Linked DNA regions of Homo sapiens: region 2 is linked to region 1. The links are chromatin loops, found by intact Hi-C in ENCODE. Cell type or tissue: Calu3. All regions are shown on one strand.

Region 1 (2,500 bases):
ATATATACTTGAATAGAATTACATACAATAAAAAGTTAAAATCCTTACTTCTCCTTCACTACCCCTCACTCTCCCACTCACCATAGATAAACATTTTTAACAGTTTGACGTGAGCCAGGCATCGTGTCTCATGCCTGTAATCCCAGCACTTTGGGAGACTGAGGGAGGAGGATTGCTTGAGCGCAGGAGTTCGAGACTAGCCTGGGCAACATAGTGAAACCCCGTCTCTACAAAAAATACAAAAATTAGCTGGGTTTGGTGGTGCGTGCCTGTAGTTTCAGCTACTTGGGAGGCTGAGGTGGGAGGATCATCTGAGCCAGGGAGGTCGAGGCTGCAGTGAGCCGTGATCATGCCACTGCACTGCAGTCTAGGTGACAGAGTGAGACCCTGTCTCAAAAAAAAAAAAAAGTAAAACCAGTTTGGGGTAAAACCACCTTCCAGACATTTTCTATCAATAAGTGCATGTACACTTTTAAAAAATATGAATTATATTATATACATTACTCAGAAACTGGCTTTTAAAATCAAATGGTGTTTCATAGCCAGAATTCCAAGTCAATATATAAAAGGTTATCTCATTTAATGGTTGCAAAGTATTCTACAGTATGAACAGAATAGTATTTATTAGATCAGTTCCCTATTGATGGACATTTTTGTTGCTTCAGTTTTTTACTATGTTGACAGACGCTGCACTATCCTTATACACCTTTGTGCACACACATGCTAGGATATCTGTAGGATAAATTCCTACAAGTGGAATTGCTGGGTCAAAGGGTGTTTGCATTAACATTGGTAGAACTCTCAAATTCTCACCCCCTAAGATTGTATCATTTATGCTCACAACCAAAAAGAGACTATTAAGGCCATTCATTATTACCTCTCTGCGCTTGGCTTCATTCTTCCTGTATTTGTTGAAGCAGTGGCACAGGATGTTCCCACAGCAGCAAGCCACGTGCACTAGAGGGCCCTCTTTGCCCAGGCTCAAGCCAGATGACACTGCCAGCACCAAGGTGATGGTTTTGATAACCAGAGTCCACTTACCCAAATAGCCCCTAATAATGAAACCACTCAAGATAGTTTTTATCTGCAGGTTAAACACAGAAAGATTGAATATAGACTAAGGAAGTCAACAAGGCTAAGAAGCAAAAATCTGGACCTCATTATAGAAACTGCACCTTTTGAATAAGTGACATATAAATGCTTGACCTACAGTGATCCCTGTTTGGAAGAGAGCCCAGGAGCCCAAGAAAGCAAGAACTGTTCTTTAAGCTTTCATGTTCCCCCTTTTTAGGGGGAGGGGAGTGATAGCTGGGCAAGGATGTATTGTAAGTATGAGAGTGTGCATATATGAAGGAGGAGCTGGAGAGGGAGGGATAGGTGTTTTCCTCATGTTACAACGTGGTAGCCCAAGAGGCATGTTTTGAGAGGACAAGGCTAATGTCCCTGAAACAACCTTAAAGGTTAGGTATAGTCTTGATTCCCTGGCTTAAAAAAAAAAAAAATTGTGACTTATTACCTGGTCAGGAAACAGGGAAGGGCAAAGTCATCCTGGTAACCTAAGTCTCAGTGTCTTTAGTCACTGTCAAGCAATCTAAGCCAAAAGTAGTTAGAAACAGGGTTTTAACCATCCCATGTAGCCTAAATCATATTGTGGGAAAGGTACCAAATGATTTTCTTTCTTTTGCCCTGAAAAAGCTGACAATAACACTGCTTTTTCAGGTCAGAATCTTGGGATATACTCTGGAAGCTTTTTGGATAGGGAACAGGGGAAGTTTTCCAGAGCCTGGCTCAACAGGAACCCTCAGGAGGCTAAGAATCAACTCCCTTTAATTTCCTGGTAGCCCAGGCTGAGAGGGACTTGTGGAAAGACCTAGGTCTTAGATGGCCTCAGGATCTGATCCTGTTTAACATTCATCAAATTGTGGTATGTGCTGGAATACATATTAAGAGATTTTAACCAAAAAGTATTCATATTGTAACCATTTATAAACCATTTTAAGAGACTCACCTCAGGGATTCCAGAGCCACAGGCATAAGGCGCAAACACCTTGACAAGAGATACGGCAAGGAAGGCAAATAGGAGAGCCCAGAGGACGTACATGAAATAATTGACTATGTAGGCAAAGGCTCCCTGGAACAGGGGGAAAAAGAAGCTTGTTTTAGCCTAGACAGCTTCAGTGAGACATGCAGCTCTTCTGAGTAATGTTTTTTCAGGAAAAAAAGTCCAAAAAAAAAAAAAACCACCGAGATTAAATTGTTCAAGACTTTTCTTTCTGAATTGTCAACTACTGAAACACTGTCAGGCCACTTAGTACTGAAAATGAGATGCTTTGCTACACCCAAAGGAAATTTACCATGGATTCTAAGGATGAACAAGGAAAAGAGCAAACGGAAAACCATGAAACAAAATTCTCTTTCTATATGAGTGCTTTGATGGGTTTTGTAGTCAAATATATATGATTCCATGTCATTTTACCAAGAGTCTTAAGAGCACCCCCCC
Region 2 (2,500 bases), 170 kb after region 1:
GGTGAAACCCCCGTCTCTACTAAAAATACAAAAAAATTAGCCAGGCATGGTGGTGCACGCCTGTAGTCCCAGCTACTTGGGAGGCTGAGGCAGAAGAACTGCTTGAACCCGGGAGTCGGAGGTTGCAGTGAGCCGAGATCACACCACTGCACTCCAGCCTGGGCAGTAGAGTGAGACTCTGTCTCAAAAAAAAAAAAATCCCATGTCAGGCTGCCCTCCATGTGAGAGAAGTCCAAGTCTAGCTAGAGTTGCTACTATTCTATGGCAGCAGATATGAGGGTTTGTTTAGGGAATGTTTTTGAGGATTTGAAGATCTTTCACTTGTAAGTTCCTCAGCTCTGTATAGACTTCTGTTCCATAGAGGAGTTAAAGCACAGTGGAATAGTGGTAGTGGCGTCTCTGAACCACTCTGCTACCTGTTCACCAACTAGCCTGCAAGCTCCTTGATGGCAGGCCCATGTCCTATATTTTACTTTATATTCCTTACAGCAGTGCTTTTCAAACTATTCATAGGAAAAACTCATTTTCCCTAAAATATATCGTGTATCAATACTTTTATAAAATACAATACCAATAAATTACTAGAAAAATGAAATAAAAACAAAAACACAAAATACAAGTGCAACTCTTTCATGATTATATTCAACAGACATAAAATTACTCTGACAAATTGTTAAGGTTTTGGAACACTTTCTTTCCATTTTATCCCATTCGATTCAAACCAACAACAAACAGTTTGTGGACCAGCAGTGGGCCATGGACCACACTTTGAATAATACCACCTGACAGGACTACCGCAGCACCCAGCTCATTGTAGGAATTCGATAAATCTTGGGTTTAATACAGCATTCCTATAGAATGTTTTCTACTTTGTGTTTTCACATCTATTTCCCTCTGCTATCCTCACACCACTTCCAGAGTTAAGTGGAGCAGATTTTGTCATTCCCATTTGGCAGAAGAGGAAGTTGAGTCACGCGGATTAAACGATTTCCCTGATCTGAAACAGCTACTTTATGTCAGAACCCCAAATTCGCCTCCGACTCTTACTGCATCTTGTGGCAGTGGCACTAAGAAAGCCTCCCAGTCAAAGAGTCCCACCAATTAGAGTAAAACCTGCCTTAGGTTTTCCAAATAATAGCAAGTTGCCTGCCTGGTGCAATAGAAAGAGTAGAGACTCAAATCTGGGCTTGAGCCAGTTTTACCTGTAATCCTGTCTCCTTATCTTTAAAGGAGATAATAGCAAATTCTCCCAAAGCTGCACTAAGAACTATATGGTGAATTAAATAGCCAGGCACGTAGTTCAGAAAGAATGATTGATATTAATTTTAGGCTCAGTTTAGAAGCCCTGCCTTGAAGAGTTTGCTCCTTAATCCTCATCACATGGAATGTGCGCCATCTACTGGTAGAGCAGGGAACATGGCTCTAGGAAGAGGCTTTGCTCTCCGTAGGAATCATGCCCTTTATTTCTTTTTTTGCATTGGCTGCTAGAAAGCTTGGAGCCAAATATTTGGTATTCCCCACCCCCGGCAAGTGAACAGGATTTTACAGATTGCATTTTATATTAAACTCACCTCTAGTTTCATTTTATTTTTCCTATCTGAAACCCTCCCGTGGCTCCCAAGCCATGGCTCAAGCAAGAGCAAAAGTCAAAGTCCTTACCTTAAGACTTCCATGTACACAGCTATGCATGATCGGGCCCCCTGTTAGTTCTCTGACCTCATCACCAACTACTCTCTTCCTTGCTCATACTGTTCCATTTTATTTTTTTCTTGACCAGATTATCTCATTTTTAAATCCATTTTGTAGTCACTTTGAATACCCTTTAGATTATGTAGAATAGTGATTTACTAAACTGGATAAAGTTTGACAAGAATATATTCTATTTTTTGTTATTGTTGATCTGTTATCCTGGCAACCTCTGTAATCTAACAATAGATACAAGAGTAGATAAGTTAACTCTAAAATATAATGCAGATAAAATAATTAAAATTTAAAATAAATCTTTATGACTCCAAGCCTATGTAGATTTAAGTGGCCACTGCCAATAGTACTGGGACACCATAACCTGAGTTAAGTGATATATGCATTTATTTATGTGCTGAACACTTACTGTGTGCCATTCACTGTTCCAGGTACAGAAAACTCTGTATCTTGGCCTGGGTTTCTTGGGGTTTATTCTGCTAGGGGTTTGGTCAGTTATTGAATCTGTAAGTTGTCTTTTCTCAAATTTTGGAAAATTTTTGTCATGATTTCTTCAAATACATTTTCAGCACCACACTTTTTTCTTCTCTCCTGCTGGGTCTCCTGTAACATGAATGCTATATCTGTTGTTATAGTTCCACAGGCTCTGTTCATCTTTTTTTTTTTTTTCCCAGTCTATTTCTGTCTGTTGTTCAAACTAGGTTATTTCTACTGTCTTATCATCTAGTTCTATCATTGTTTCCTCCATATTCTCCATTCTGCTGTTGAGCCCATCCAATGAGTTTTCAAAGTTTAGTTA

Evidence for each region. Hi-C counts contacts between places; a loop is a spot of excess contacts. Peaks named below come from ENCODE experiments on the same cell type or tissue, not always from the same donor. Only the 100,000 strongest peaks of a DNase experiment are listed, where the experiment ranks them.
Region 2: it touches region 1 in a loop (12-fold over the local background); 60 of 110 quality-filtered maps call a loop at or near these places.

Annotation. Positions count from the first base shown.
Region 1 is chrX:50,080,225-50,082,724 of GRCh38, reverse strand. It overlaps CLCN5 (chloride voltage-gated channel 5), which reads right to left. Exons shown (of 15, transcript NM_001127898.4): 8 at 2,009-2,131; 9 at 878-1,084. Among named protein-coding and RNA genes, the nearest start is that of MIR502, 67 kb to the right of the region's middle. In Calu3, no CTCF peak of the experiment used is centred here; a DNase peak (open chromatin) is centred at 964.
Region 2 is chrX:49,914,714-49,917,213 of GRCh38, reverse strand. No RefSeq gene overlaps it. Among named protein-coding and RNA genes, the nearest start is that of CLCN5, 6.6 kb to the left of the region's middle. In Calu3, a CTCF peak has its summit at 1,408 (motif pointing left); a DNase peak (open chromatin) is centred at 1,393.